Linked DNA regions of Mus musculus: region 2 is linked to region 1. The links are chromatin loops, found by intact Hi-C in ENCODE. Cell type or tissue: left cerebral cortex. All regions are shown on one strand.

Region 1 (8,000 bases):
ACCCCTTCAATCCAGGGCCATAAGCTGCAACTGAAGCTGCACTTTCACCAATGGCCTTCCATAGCCTCTCACAGTGCCGAGCCTCAGCTGTTCTTCATAACCCCTTCATGCTTTCGAAACCAGTGCCACCTGAGTGATTCTTACACATTACCAAGTCCAGCTGCAGCATAAGGTACAACCTTGGTTGGCTATCTCTGGAATACAGCTCCTTTGTGCTCTCAGAAAACACTACCCAGAAGATTTCACCTCAGTGATGTTGGTCTCTTCTTTGTCACCACTAATTTCTTAGCTTCAGCTAACCAGCATCAATTGTTCCAGTAGTCTCCTCCTCTGGACAATCAAGTAAGAGACTCAGGACTGAAGCTGCTGAGTTCTCCTGCTTGCAGGAGCTGGAACATGGCCTCCTCATTCTACTACAATCACTGCACTTGGTGGTTCTTAAATGGCAAGTTTGTTGCTCACAGTTTTAGAGCCTGGGAAGTTCCTGCTCCTGTTTGGTGTCTGATGAGCTAAGTTCTTGCTGCTCAGGCTGTGCTCAATCAGAGACACATTCTCTTCATTTGCAAGTGGAGTGTCCTACTTGAACAATCAAATGATTGTTCTTTTCTTCCTTTTACGTTAGTTTCTATATCCAGATACTGGACATTTTCTACTTGAAAAACATCAGAATGTGTTTGAGTCTTGTCTTTTTTTTTATGTAGCTGAATTTTGATCTGTTCTACTTTGTTTTGTGAATTTTTTTTTTTTGAGAAAGGGTCTCATATAGTTCAGGCTGCTTTCTAATTCTGTATATAGCCAAGAGTAACTCTGAATTCACAACCCTTCTCTTTCTACCTTCCAATTGTTGGATCTGTATTACTATAGCCAATTTGTACAGTGCTGAGGATTGAGCCCAGAGCCCCAGGGATACTTGGCAAGCACTCTACCAACTGAGCTGCTTCTTGAATTTTCCCTGAAAAGAATTGGGAATAGGGAAGGTAGTTGTTTGCCTGTGTTGGTTTTTTAAATTAACCCCTGCCCGTCTCTTAAAAACTGAAGCAGGGACATCTTACACTGCTTTTTAGGTTCAGGAGTTTTCACTGATGTTGCTCTTTCTCCTTAAGCAGGTCTTTCTAACATGTGGCTGAGACTCAGTGGTTTGACACGTTAGACACACTATGTTGACACATAGTTCTGTGACAACATGTAGCATTTTAGGGTTAGCCACAGGCTTACCCTGCTCTGTTGTTCCCCAAGGTGTTCCATCTTTTCCAGGAAGTTCATCTGTGGATTCGAGGAATCTTTTCTCATCCTATGCTATAAGTGTTCTTGTTTTCTTTGGTGTATGCATTGAATTCCTTTGGAAACTCTGAACTTCCCTTAGGCTTTTCAGATTTCCCTTCTTCTTCCACGGAATCACTTTGGTCTACTGCACAAGCCTGTACTTTCAAAGGTCTACATCTAAGACTTTGTTTCTTTTGAATGGAAACAGAGACACATTCTTCCTATGTCAAACTCTATGTTACTTTCTATAGGGAATAATTTACTTAAATCTTTAACTGCATCTTCAAGTTCTTCAATTTTGGGGCTTGACTCTTCTTTTTGTTTGTAGGTAGGCCAGTTTTAAAAAATTAAGTGTGTGTGTGTGTGTGTGTGTATGTATGTGGTGGGTGTGGATGTGTGTGATGAGAGTAGGTTAGAGAATAACTTGCTGCAGTCAGGTCTCTGCTTCTACCATGCGAGTCCCAGGGATGGAAGTCAGTTTGTGAAGTTTGGCAGCTAGAACCCATCTTGCGCTCTAGACTGGTGTTTAGCATGGTCTGAGGTTTAGAGATTGGTGACTTTAATTCCTGAGCCACTTGGCTGAAACATGATTTCTAACTCTTCTGTCTTTGGTTCAGTGTCACTGAGGTTTTCTGGATGCCAGTGGTTGACAATTGAACTTGATGGTTGACAGTTCCCTGGCTTCTGTCCTGTTTAAGTTCTTTATGGTGGTAGACGCCACTTTCCACCTACTAGCTCTTCCTTCTACCCGGCAAGTCTGAGCAACACTCCATAAGGATCAGCTCCACACTCACGTCTTAAAACTTTGACTTGTCCATGTTGTGACCGAATTGACATTAAAATCCACGCCATCCACTTGGTAAGCTAGCGCATGACTGGTACAGGAACTGAATGAAGTCTGTACAGTGTTCCCTGATAGGATGACAACATCTGTTCTGCATTGTTCTTTTACTGCTTTCTGTAGCCCAGGCTGACCTGGAATTTGTGATCCTTCTGTGTCAGCCTCCTGAGTAGCTGGGTTTTCAGGCCTATGTCGCCACTGTCTAGTTTCATGGTAGCATCTGAATGTAGTGACTCAATGGCTGACTCAGGTTTGGCAAATGGTCTTGAAGTCCTGTCTGTCTTGCTTTAATAAATCTTGTTGGACGGGGTGCCACAAGCCTGTAATTCTAGCATTTGGCCGGTGGAGGCAGGAGGATCAGTAATTTAAGGCCATTCTCAGCTATGAGACTCCTCAAAAACAAAACAAAACAAAACAAAACAAAAACCCAAACCAAAACAAAGCCTTATTTCAACACTTCCTGTTGTAATTAATGTTGGTGACTTGCAGTTTGCTGCCTGACTTGAGGGTCCACACTTGTGTTGTAATCGCTACAGATTTTTAATTTTCTTGTTCTTTGAGCTCAAGATGCATCCTGCATTAGTTATTTTGCTCTCTGTTTTAAGAAAATGCAGGACAAGAAGCAATGTGAGGGAGGAAGGATTTAAACCAGCTTCCAGTTCTAGGAAGGGATGTTTACCATGATGGGGAAGGCACTGCAATAGACAGTTTTTTGAGGCAGCTCGCAGGAAGACCACACTGCCTCCACGTTCAGAAAGCAGAAGGAGACGAAAGCTCCTAACTCAGCTAGTTTTCTGCGGTCTGGGGCCACAGATGATGGAATGCTGTGGCCCACATTTAGAGTGGATCTTCCCACGTCAATTAACCTGATGTAGAAACTTCTTCACAGACACACACAGAGATTTGTTTCCAAGGTGATTCTAGATTCTGTCACGTTGACACTTTAAACCATCGCACAGCCTGTAAAGGATGCCTTAGCCCACGGGGCACAGGGAATGTTGTGTGGAGCCAAGGCTGCCAAGTCAGGAGGACATGGCTGCGGGTCATAAAACTAACTTGGCTCAGTTGGACGAAAGGGCTCAGCAATGCGAAATGATCCCACCAAGTTCCCCAGCCTGTTACTGTAGGGCTGGGAATCAGAACCTCGCGGTCATTTATGGCAGCGGGGACTCAGAGGCCCATCAGTGCAGGGGCCTAGGGAAGGCCAGTCTCCTTTGGCTGGGGAGTCTGGGGGTCCTCATCTGATTGACCCTACTCTTTTGGCCTTTCCCATGGACCAGTTCAAGTACTGAGGGCGCGGAGCTGGTTCACCCTATAGATCTGCTTCAGCTCACTCCTGCTAGGTTAGGATAAACCCTGGTCTGACCCGCCGCTATAGGTTAGGTCCACTCGCTCAGCTTAACCTCAGCTCGTTTCAGTTCGCCTTCACTTGACCGGGCATCACTCGTCTAGGACTACTATTCCGCTCGGCTTGGCCGGACTCTTCTCCCCCCAAACCCCTTCCCGGGCTGGCCTGACTCCGGGTCCGACTGGACAAGACCCCATCCCTGTGTTCCGCCTTGCCGGACCGGACCAGGATCTGCGAGGCTCACTTGCGTTCTAGTTGTCACCACTAGAGTAGGTAGCTAAGTTTGGCTCTGCTCGGCCCATCCTGCCCAGCTCTAATTCAGAACCGCTGTGTCCAGGTGCCGGGCTGGGGTAGTCTCCGCTCTTCTTAGCAGAGCCACTCTCGTCCGTCTCCGATTGGCTCAACTCCATTCCTCTCCGCTCACCGATTGGTTCGGCTCCACTCAAGTTCGCCCAGCTCTGCTCCGTCCAGCTACGCCTGACTTCTCCGGTTTCGGCCGGACCAAGCTCGGCTCCACCTATCTAGTTTCGACCCTGTTCGGCTCGGCTCTACCCACCTCGGCGCGGCCTCATTGGTCCCCGCCCTGAACCACTTAACTCCGCCCATGTTGGGTCCGTCCGCACCTGTTCCACCTCTCTGGTTTCGGCCTCTTTCGGCTAGGCTCGGCCCAACTCGTGGTAGGGGCGGGCGGCGACGCTGGAAGTGACGCGGCGAGGGGCGGGGCCGAATTGTAGCCTCCGTCACCGCCTCCGGGGCCGGGAAGCGATGTAGGTAGGACCCGCCAGACGGTCCCCAGTTCTCCTCCGCCCGCCTGCCGCGCCGCCACCGCCGCCGCCGCCATGAAGAAGCAATTCAACCGCATGAAGCAGCTGGCCAATCAGACTGTCGGCAGGCGAGTGCGCGGGTCGCGCCGGCGGGGGGCGCGCGGGGGGCGGGCCGGTCCTGCGCGCGAGGAGCCGGGGAGCGGGGAGAGCCGGGCGCGGCCCGGCCTTGGGCCCCGCGGGGCGGGGGTCTGCGCCTAGCTACGGCTTGGGCGCTGCCCATTGTCCTGGCCGGAGGAGCATCGTCCTCGGGAGACTCACGAGGGTCTTTACTCCTCCCTGTCCCCGCCAGCCGGAGCTCGCCGCCTGGTGCGAAAACTCCGTAAACTTGTGTGCCTCTCGCAGTGCCAGGCGCGCAGCTTTGGGGCCGGTGTTCTCAGGCTCTCCCCGCTGATCCGCTGTTGCAGCCTTCCTCCTAGAAGAGCTTGCTGGTCACTGGGAACCTAAGGGGTGTTAGGCTACTGTGGCTTGCCCAGTTAAGTTCAGCCCCCCTCCCCTCTGTGAAGGAATCGAGAACTGCAGTCTCAAAATCCAGGCTTTTGGGAGTTTGCTGTGAGTTCTTGAGGTCTAGAGGTTTGGAAAGCGAAAAGGATGCCTTTTCTCATCTCACCTTGGATGTGGTATTTTCTGACACTGAGTGAGTGCTTGACAAGAAACTGATTTTTTTTTTTTTTAATGAAAGAATACAGGAGGGACAGTAGATGAGTAGGCTGTAGAACAGGAACGATTTGCGGTTTTTAGAGCTTTCAGGAGGCTGTTGTCATGTGCTGTGCTATCTGGAACAAATATTTCAAGGTCTTGCAGGGCGGATAGCTTTGCCGAACCAATTTGCTGGTTATTCTGCACGAAGATAGATGGGTTTTTCACAGCTCTTGCTGTTACCCTCCTCCCTTAGCAGTTAAGGACAGTTTGGTTTGGTTGAAGCACGTGAGACACTTCTTTTTTTATGTGTACGAAAATACTTTTACTTCCTCTTGGGTTTTCTAAATTTGCTTTTTACAATGTTTCATTTCCCCCAACCTTTTGCTAAGTTTTGTTATTGAATTTCTAAAAAGAAAAATAGAAGGGAAGAAAAATCCCTCCATCATGTAATCTTGGTATCCTCTATCCAGACTCAGTCCCTGCCCCTTAAACCCACACATGCCTAGTTTTTTGTTGCGTGTAGAGTTAGAGAAAGACTAGGGTCAAGGCGAGTAATCCTAATGGCATGAACAAGAAATATGATGAGAAGTGATAATTTTCTTGTGAGTCTTGTACTCCTTGCAGATATGCATGGCAGAATCAAAACTTAGTGGCTGCCACAATGCCTTTGTTAGATTTGTTATTGATTAGGTTTCGTCCTGTGTGGGACAAGGGAAAGTTGCTGGTTTTATGCAAAGTCTTGAGAGCTTTCTGCCTTGAAAGCTGGTTAGGGTTTTGTGGGCCCCTGCTTCTCCTTAGTCTCTCTTCCTAGTTTTACATTCTGGCCAGACTTGCCCACTTTCAGTTCCCACAGGAGGCCTATGTTTCTTATATGTTAACCTCTTCCTGGAATTCCCATAAGCCTCTCTTACCACACCTGGCCGATAGATAACCTTTCATGCTCTTCACTTCTCTCAGTCTCCATGTCCTTAGAAGATCCTTGATGTCTTGGATGGGCACCGTCTTGAGGCCATGCGCTACCTGCTTTCTATCTTCAAACGTCCTCTTTACCTGCTCGTGTTGGCTATTTGAGCACCGGGAGAGTCTTTCCTATGAGTCTTGGATTCCCAGGGTCTGTGTGTGACTCCCATCCCAGGACAGATGACCTGTCAAAATTGTCAATTCTGGGACTCCAGCTTGTCCTGCATTGCCTGGTGCTGCGGAATTAAGTTTGGGAAAATATGAACAGGATGGAGTGGTAGTGATTCATACTGGGACAGTAATTCTGGCCCTGACCTTTGACTCTGTTTGAAAGTCTTTATTGCTGGATGCCAGGGGAAGCTGCAGCTATTACAGAGCTGTAAGGGTGTGGTAGCCATGAGACTAAAGTCAGAACATCTGTTTTTACTGGGTTGAAAATCTGTTGCTCTCTTGTCGTTGATTTCCTAGATAACTCCCCCCCCCCCCCCCGTGTGTATGTGTGTGTGCGCGCGCACACGAGCTCAAGTTTTCCCTATTTAAGTAACCCTAAGGGGGTAGGAAGAAAAATGGAGGCTAGAACTGAGAATTATTATTCAGTGAGCCAGATGGTTGGTACACTCCCATCAGAAGCAGATCGTGGGTGTCTTTGGGCAAAGAAGAATGCTTTTCTAGCACAGATTTCTCCCAGCTGTGATCTGGATAGAGGAGGAGTTTATCTGTGTAATCGACTACAGTTATCAGTTTGTGGAGTTCTAGGTGCTATCTTGCCGTGAGGAATTTCGCTAGGATGGAATGCTCGTGAGTAATTCCCCCGAGAAGTTTCATGGGCCTGGCATGGTTGAGGATTAGTAATGCCTAGAAAGGATGAGCTAACATGATGCACTTTGTGTGCAGAGGGTGGATGGATGAGTCTGTGGGCAAGGCTTATGGGGTGGTCTCACAGTGTGGGCAATGTAGTGGGGTGGATGTTTTTGTCACCTGCTCTTTGTTGAGTCTCATATTCAGTGAGCACTGAGTGAGGCTACACTGTACACCACTGTGCGATATTAAAGAATCAAAGACCAAGAATACAAACGAGATCTCTGCCCTGGAGCTTCCCAGTAGATACATGGAGGAGATGGGCAAACCCCAAGTCATTATACACATAAAATAAGCACTTGCAGAAGGATGGCAGTGCACGGAGGAGAGCCTGCCTGCCACTGCACGGAGACGCTCAGAACAGCTGCTCTTGGGAGGTGTGAGCAGGGCCTGTGCTCTCTTGCCCTCTCCAACTTCTTTCAGACTTGCTGATACCAATTAGGTCTCTTCTGGTGAAGAAAAAAAACATAATTCAAGGTACCCGAGCAGAAAAGAATTCGTTGGCCTGTGAGCAGGAGTCTAGGCATAGGACGGCTTTTGTTTGAGACAATCTCACTGTATGGCCCAGAATTCCCAGTCCTCCTGCCCCAGCCTTCCCAGTGCTGGATCTGAGGGCATTCTGGATGGTTCACTCTTTAGACAAACCGTGTTCACAGATTTCCATTATCCTCAGCGCAAGTCTCAGAGGAAAAGAATACTGTGTGACTGTGGCCAAAGTCCCCGGATTGGCTCTTGTTTCTGGGTCACATGCCTTTCATGGGAAATGAAATGGACTCAACCCCACCCAAATAGAGAGTGGAGGAGTGCTGGTTCCCTACGGTAAACTGGGGCACTATTACCAGCAGAAGGAGAATGGGCAGACACCGATCAGTTAAGCAAGAAAAGCCCTGCTGAGCTTTTGCAGTCTGGTTGTGGAAAAGGAGAAGCATTCTCTCACTCTTGGCTTCAGATAATCTAGAGAGGGCAGATGGTGCAGCAGGGAGTCAGGGGTGATGGTGGGCAAGTGTTGTCTGGATAGAGGAGACTGGACAGGAGGATAAGGAGTGTGAAGTTAGGAGCTGCTGTGGGTCAGGAGTACATCCCTGGCAGAGAGTCTGCCCTGAGAGTCTCAGGAGTTGTTCTGAGTGCTTTCATTTGGCAAGTCAAGGTCCAGGGAAGGACCACAGAGAACCTGAAGGGCCATGTTCTAATAATGGGTCCCAACCTCTGGAGTGCCTAAAATGTAAATTTAAGGGAACATTAGCTGATATTTAACTCAAGCAAGCAC
Region 2 (8,000 bases), 74 kb after region 1:
GTGTAGGTAAGAGGGGGCTGTGGAGCGCCCTCCTCTGGGAGTAACACTTGCTAACTTTCGTGAATGAAGAGTTTCCTGCCCTTGGCACTGAAACCAGAGAAGTCACCCTAGTGAGGCACAGCTTAGATTCTGCCCTTTGAGGACAGTATGCATGGCCCTGGACAACTGGAAGATGCCTTGACAGACAGAGGTAGGCTGTGAAGGTCCTTGTATATATGGCTAACTTGTTTGGAACTTACTCTCCTGGGTCCTATGGGAATCATCAAGGCTCCTGTTCCATTATTAATATAAAATGCCTCTCATACGAACGACCATGTTTCAAACATCTGTTTCCCAGGTCATGGTCTTGTTTTGTGGGGTTGAGCTATTGAGAAGTGGGGCCTGCTTTGGAGGCAGGTTTTTAGGGGTTGTCTTTGAAGGTGATGCCTGGCCCCTGCTTTACCTCCATAAGAAAATCCTTCACAAAAGTATCCTGCTGCTGTGACAGTCCTTTCACCTGTATGGTAGAAACCATGAGCCCAAACGAATCTTTGCTTCCTTGAGTCAGTTTGCCATAACAGTGTGAAAGTCACTAATACTGTCCTAAGCAGAATGGCTTCGCACTGCTGCCTTTAGGAGGCCTGTGCTGGCATTGAACCGTGTGGGTTAAGTTGCAGAGGTAGACACAAGGGGTCAGCTGCGCAGCAAGTGCTCATCTGAGGGAGCTGAGTCTGAGAAGAACCAGCAATTTGCCCAGGGCTGCGTGGCAGGCCAGTGGTGGGTTATAAGCGCAGGCCACAAAGTCCATATCCTCACCTGTCACTCCGTCATTGCTGCTGATCAGCTTTAACGAATCAGTCATTCAGTTGCTTGTGTATGCCCAGTTTTGTTTCAGAAAATAGTTGCAAGCATACAATGTCATAAAGCAAAGTTACAGTTAAGTAGGAAGATGGGCTAAGTGCATAGATCATATAGCAAATAAACCCTGACCAAAAATACCCACATAGAAAGTAATGCGAGTTTTTAGTTGTGGGGACAAGAAGAGTCTTCAAAGGAAACAGACAAAATTCAAAAATCAGTATGGATTAGCTGATTAAAAATCAGAATATTTAACAGTAGTAGACACAGCTTTTTATAATGCCCAGAAATTTGTCAGGAAGCACCATAGATCAAAGCTAGGAAGAAGATGCTCCAAAAGTCTGTGAGATACCCAAAAGAAAGCTTTCTGAATCACCAGCAGTGTGTTTTTTTAAGTGAGCATGGGAGCTGATCCGAATCCTCACATGTGGAAGGGCAGAAGGGCACTTTGCCAGGAAAGCTTGTGTCATGCTGGAATGTGAAGGAGCTAGACGGTCTGCTGAGGCACAGTGACACTAGGACCAGGGACATTGGTTTGAGGCCATCAGAGCTGAATGTGAAGGCTCCTAGGAATCCAGTGATTTCTAAATCACGTCCCTTGTGCCCCAGACTTCATGATGTGACAGGTACATGAGAGAACAGCTTAAAAGTAGGAAGTGTTTATGTAAGCCTCGGGTGTCATCTGGCTGAGTGGCTGTGAGCATCTGACAAGGGAGACTCTCATGGCAGCAGGAGCAGGTGGCAGAAGTGTTAAATCAGAGAGCCAGAGAGGAAAGGGCCAGAGACCTTTAAAGGTCTTTAGAGGCACCACCAGTAAAATTCCTTCCCACAGATGTGAAGCAGCATCTGTCCCTTCTTCCAAGGTCCCAACCAAAACCTGAGGCATGATTCTGCCAAAGTTCAGTGGGGAACCAATAAATTATTTGGTTTCCTTTTAGAAACTTGGGGATGGGGAGTGATTATAGGGCTGTGACCACTCCCTCTGTAGCCAGCTGCATTAGAAGAGGGCGTCCCCCAAAGCCACATAGATAAAGCTCCCACTCTAGTCTCACTCAGCCTGTATGCTGCATCCCCTCAGCCCACACCAGGCCACCTCAGGCAGTTCCACTCTGCTGCGGAAGGATTGATAATACTGGGTAATTCTTCCTCTTGGGCTGTTACTGGCAAACTCATAGGATAGGGCCTTGTGGGTGATCTTTTTGTATCTGTTGTAAATATTTTATCCATTAGCAATTATCGAGATGCCCTGACAGCTTGCAGAGATGTGAGGCTGCCAAGGTGAAGCATTTTAATTGTGTGAACTTCTTGCAGAACGCTGGCTGAAATAGCGGCTGCCACATCGGTCCACGTGGTTGCAGTGATTGAGCCCATCATCCAGCATGCAGATTGGTTCTTCCCTGGAGGTACTCATGGGTCCAGGCTTACGGATGCTGAAGCTGTGCCACAGTAGTACACCACATTTTTTAAAGGAAGAAAACATGTTGCTGGTTATGTAATTGGTTTTTCTTCCTCACACTTCACTTCAGATTTCGTTCATGTACATTCATATTTTGATATGGTGATAATTATATTATTTTCCGATTCCCTTAGTTTCACTAAAATATGCTTGCATAGTATGTATTGAATTCCGGCTAGTGGCTATGGTTGTATACTGTCTGCTCTGAAGGAACTTGGATTCCCCGAAAAGGCAACCATATAAACAGATCAGTTATAAAATTATCAAGTGGCAGATTAGAATGTTGGATAGAGAAAGATTTGACAAGCTTAGTTGCTGAGAAAAGAGAGCCAAGGTCTGCTTTTTAGGAGTGATGCTGCCAGCACAGGGGCCCTTCACTTAGCACAGGTTTTGTGGTGAGCGTAGACAGTTGTTTGGACTATCAAAAGTAGAAAATAAAGCAGGCAAGGCTAGGGCTGGTTGGAGCTGGTTTGTGAAGGTCAGAGGATTAGGGTTTTATTCTGTAGCTAGTGAATTTTCCAGTTTCTCTTGTTGTGATCATGGGATCCACAGAGGTTCCCATGGCCTCCTCCTCAGGAGCTGGTTGTATGGATGTTGTGTCCCCAGGTGTTGCCCCTGCTTTTCTCAGTACAGCCCAGCTGCCTCGTGCACTGCAGTGTGAGCTCCTGATGCCTGATGCAGGGCTGGGCTCAGTTCTTTTCTGTCTTCCTGTCCTCGAATCAATCATTGCTGCTGCTTAGCAAAAATGGGTAGGAGAGAGATCTATTGTCCTTGAGCTCCTCCTGTGGACTACCGAGGCTCTCCTCCCACTGGGGCATTGGAGACCCCCCCCCCCCCCCCCGTGCCAAGTCTCACATTTGTTTCTCTTCTGACAGAGGTAGAATTCAATGTATCAGAAGCATTTGTGCCACTTGCTACCCCGAATTCTAATCACTCATCCCATACTGGAAATGACTCTGACTCGGGGACTCTGGAGAGGAAGCGACCTGCCAGCATGGCAGTGATGGAAGGGGACTTGGTGAAGAAGGAGAGGTACGTGCAGAGCTGGTCACTTCCACAGAAATAATAGGTGTCATGTAGGAGGACACTCAACCATGCATCTGGTACTGGCTTAATGGCCTCCTTTGTGACCGTGACCTACAGAGTCTAGATAATTCAAGAACCACATTGTCCAACTCTACAGGCATTAATCTGTGCACAAAGTAGGGGGCGTAGCCTGTCTGTTAACATCTGCACCTTGTGCACCAGCCTTTACTTGATGGCCTATTTGTGCCCACGGTAAAAAGAGTGCTGTCACACACACTAAATCCACTTACATGTGTCTTGAGTGTTAAGGAAACATAGTTAACGTGTGGATTTTTGGCTGAGAATCATATGAAGACAACCACATTTCCCAGTGAGCTGTGGAGAAACATATTTTTGGCCTTGATATATTTGCTAACTGCTGAGAGAAGCCCCAGAATTTGACAGTCCTGGATGGGAGAAAATGTATGTTTTAAACTTCGAGGCAGTATATTTCCATCCTATTGTCTATGGGCACTTTATGAGATGTTCAGTTCTAATTAAGACTATGATTCCTGCCTTCATCGGGCAACGTAGCCCTTAAGTGAGGAAAATGCTAGCAAGTGACAGTTTCTCCAAGTAAGATGAAGCCGTGTGAAGCAGCTCGCTGCCCTCATACCCTGGCAGACTGCTCACCGTGGGCTTCTCTTGTTCAGAGAAAGCTTCGCTTCCATAGAGGCTTTCCCTGAGATTCACCGTCATCCTTTGTAATTGACTACTGTGACCTGAACCTCACTCAGTCCTTGCCATCGTCCCCTGGTGGCCTATTAGAGCAGTTACTCTTCTGAATTTAAGTTACATGAGGTGTTATTAGTCTCATTAGCCCATGACACACCATTCTTAGCTGTCTGCTCTGCTTATTCTCCAGAAAACATCAGTTAATGGGGTCCAGGCTCTCAATGTTCCAAACTTAAGAAAAGAAAATTAGGGGGCTGGAGAGGTGGCTCAGCGGTTAAGAGCACTGACTGCTCTCCTGAAGATCCTAAGTTCAAATCCCAGCAACCACATGGTGGCTCACAACCATCCATAATGAGATCTGACACCCTCTTTTGTGTCTGAAGACAGCTACAGTGTACTTACATATAATAATAAATAAATCTTAAAAAAAAAAAAAAAGAAAATTAGGTTTGGCAATGCAGACCCTAATGCTCTGAATGAAGAGTGTGTTCCTTCTGCCCCATCCTCCAGACGCCATCCTACCAGAAACCAACTGTTTTTTCCAGCTATCCATAGCTTTCAGCCAAATGCACACATACACACAGTTGCGTCTGTGTCTCCTGCAAGCTCAGGGGCAGTGGTGTGGCCTTGCACAGCCACTGGTGTGCTTATGGATGTGGCTTCCACCTCCTCACATGTGAGATGGGAACTCGATCGATCGATCGGCACAGAACTGTGTCACTCGACATGAGGCTGCCTGCTTGCTCTCAGCTGCACACACCACCTGCTCAGGGGCATCTGTTGATCAGTGTGTGAGGTTGGCTTTGCTAGGGTTCAAAGCCAGAACCAGGTGCTTGCTTTGGTAACTGGGATGACCGCTGACATGTCTTGCCACTTACCTGCATGCTGGGCAACGTGGGCGGCGTCCCTTCAGTGGTTTTAACAGTGAGAACCTGCGGGCTTCTGTCTCTCTAGTCGGCATGTGTGGTGTGTTGACTGTTTCTTCTCTCTGTGTAGCTTTGGTGTGAAGCTAATGGACTTCCAGGCCCACCGGCGGGGTGGCACTCTAAATAGAAAGCACATAGCCCCCGCTTTCCAGCCGCCACTCCCGCCCACGGATGGCAACGCCTTGGCTCCAGCAGGCCCAGAGCCCCCTTCTCAGAGCTCTAGGGCTGACAGCAGCTCAGGGGGTGGGCCTGTCTTCTCTTCTACGGGCATATTGGAGCAGGGGCTGAGCCCAGGTGACAGCAGGTAAGGAGCCCACTTCTGCTGGCAGACAAGGCTGGATGCCCCTGCCTACTTCCAAGTGGCCATCTTTGGCGTGGCGGCAGAGAGCAAACCAAAGTTGCTTTCACTCCTTTGGTTAGTGGGGGAGAGAGATTGCAAATTGCTTGTTTGCTTAGCAGCACATGTTGGTGTGCTTTGGTGCTGGAAAGTAGAGACTAACAGGTGTCTAATGGTGTGCTCGGCCTCTACCTGTTCAGTGTGTAGCTCTCAGTGTTCACGTACCCTTTGCCTGGGCGCTAGCTGAGTCACAGGATTCTTGCCATTTGTCATCCGTTTGCTCATTTAATAATTACATTCAGTTGCACAGAGTTGCCAAATAGCTGCTGTTGCACCAGGCTGCCAGCACACTGGGTGACTAAGGGTCCCTCCACCCCTTAGGCACACGGGTCCAAGAAAGAAAGTAAGGTGGCATGTGTTCTGAAAAGGCTTGTTCATTTGCTTGAACTTTGACACGATGCTGGGAGCTGGGCTTCACAGGGATTACCTTACGAGGCCTTCAGGCTGGAGATTTCTGCTCTGTACCACCCAGTTCTCCACTGATCAAGCAGAGGCCACTGCAGGACTGATCTCTGCTTCAGATCTGGTGGCTCTACAGGAGATGAGCCCTGCCCAAGTGCTGATGTTTCAGTTGTCATTGTTTTAGTCCTTGTCTTTGGACAGCCACACAGTGCCCCATGGTCACAAATGCACAAATGTGCATATGTGTGCAGTACATGTGCACAAAGCAAAGCCTGTTTACCATGTGTGGTTTATCACACAGATGGGTTTCCTTGCGGAACTCTGATTGCATCTTTTTGGTGGTTAGCCCATAATCCCAGTTACTTGGAAGGAAGAATAATTACAAGTTCAAGGCCAGTCTGGGTAACAGTGAGACCTTGTCTCAAAGTAAAAACTAAAGCATAGGGCTGAGGATGTAGCTCAGGTCGGAGCACTTGCAAGGTATGTCAGTAGACGTCAGAGAGAGCACAGGACTCTTGTTTTATCGCCGTAGCTGGACTCAGTGCTTATGTTCATCCATGAGTCCTGTAATCTAGGGAAGTCCATCTTTCAGTCAAGAAGTCTTGGCTGTGCTTTAGGAATGTGCTGGAGGTACCATGCTGTCAGTGACCACTCCGACATGCGGGCCTTGGTTTTAGAGTAAATGGTTTTTGTTTGTCCAAGTGATAAGCCAATTTCCTTATGACATGCAGTTTGTTTAACCAAAGCTGAATATTTAAGGAAGTAGTCAGCCGTCTGCAGAAAGAGGAGTGTGTGTCAGCCATCAGTCTGCCTTCTAGTTTCTATACTTGAAATATCTTTGTGCACACTTCAATGGCATCTGCCCTTTGGTGACCTTGACAAAATGTGATCTTTGGTATAGAAAGCTGTGAGCCGGGAAGTAGGAGGCCTGAATTGGCTGTCAGCTTTAGGCTGTCATCGGGCAGCTCCTCAGAGCTCCTCAGTCCAGGTAACTGATGGCAGAGTTGCTTTATGTTTGTTACTTTTGTACAACAGCTAGGAAAAAGTCCCCAAGCCTCATTTGCTTAAAATAACACCCAATTTAAGGACATGCAAAACAGAACATGAGGCTTACTGTGGATGCTCTGAGATGCTTGGCCTTAATCTCTGTGGCAAAGGAGCTGAAACTTAGTCTGTTACAGGGAATCTCAATGCCTAGTCTCTGAGTAAGATCTACTTATCTGCCCAATCCGAGCTCTTTAAAATGTCAGATAATCTTCATCTCTCTGGGTTCCGATGATTTCTCAAACTCTCTCTGTAGGGCTGGAGAGATGGCTCAGTGCTTAAAATACCCGATGCTCTTCCAGAGGACCAGACTTCAATTCCCAGCACCCACAGGCTTGCATCCACCTGTAACTCTAGTCCTCCTCTAACGTCTGTGCATACCTGCACACATGTAGCACACACACAGATCTTAAAAACAAAACCCCATTGTGTTAGACACTGTTTTGTTTTGTCTGCCATTCTCCAGACGGTACAGCATACCCGGCATTCCGGTAGCTTCTCCACTGTCTTGGTTGTTATGAGAGGTGGCTCAGGAAGGTGTTGACAGTTAGGTTCTAATGCCATTTTGTATACAGGGCTGCCACAGCCTTGACTTTTGGTATCTGTAAGAAGTCCTGGAACTTCACATTCCCAACCCCCCTACAAGGATGAGCTAGATTTTATGTGCTTAGCTTCTACCAGGGAATGCCTGACCTCTGACTTGTAACTTCACGTTTACCCTTCTCAGTCCTCCAAAACCCAAAGACTCCGTGTCTGCAGCTGTCCCTGCAGCAGGAAGGAACAGCAACCAGATGACCACGGTCCCAAACCAGGCTCAGACAGGTGGCAACTCCCATCAGCTCTCAGTAAGCACACCTCACAGTGCAGCCGGTCCCAGCCCGCACACTCTGCGTCGGGGTAAGTGTCCCACATTCCTTGTGCTCGGGGAAAGTATAAGAACTTCTGGGAGCTACTGCAAAGGGTCAGGAGGGAAGACTCTGAGAAGTCTTTTTCATGCCTGTTAACAAGTAACAAGCAGGAAAATCCGTCATCAAAGAGGAAAAAGCATTGACGAAAACTGAAAGCATAGAGAAAAGAAATGCAGAACTGTAAAGGTCAACAGCCGAAATGAATTCTGCAGTCACTTCTGGGTTTCTAGGAGGTTGGTGTTCCAAGTCGTTGCTGTTTAGGAGCCACCGTAGCCTCTGATACTAAACTT

Evidence for each region. Peaks named below come from ENCODE experiments on the same cell type or tissue, not always from the same donor. Only the 100,000 strongest peaks of a DNase experiment are listed, where the experiment ranks them.
Region 2: a loop joins it to region 1, with 2.1 times the contacts of the local background. A loop is called at or near these places in 3 of 42 quality-filtered maps.

What each region holds. Positions count from the first base shown.
Region 1 is chr7:123,366,098-123,374,097 of GRCm38, reverse strand. Arhgap17 (Rho GTPase activating protein 17) reads left to right here and starts at 4,183. Exons shown (of 20, transcript NM_144529.2): 1 at 4,183-4,344. The coding sequence starts at 4,292. In left cerebral cortex, CTCF peaks have their summits at 2,443 and 3,723; DNase peaks (open chromatin) are centred at 5,781, 6,552, 7,523, 7,777 and 4 more places; H3K4me3 peaks cover 3,035 bases; H3K27ac peaks cover 4,235 bases.
Region 2 is chr7:123,291,735-123,299,734 of GRCm38, reverse strand. It overlaps Arhgap17 (Rho GTPase activating protein 17), which reads left to right. Exons shown (of 20, transcript NM_144529.2): 15 at 2,149-2,240; 16 at 3,169-3,325; 17 at 5,030-5,263; 18 at 7,530-7,699. Among named protein-coding and RNA genes, the nearest start is that of Arhgap17, 74 kb to the left of the region's middle. In left cerebral cortex, a CTCF peak has its summit at 4,121 (motif pointing left); DNase peaks (open chromatin) are centred at 1,365, 2,178 and 5,038.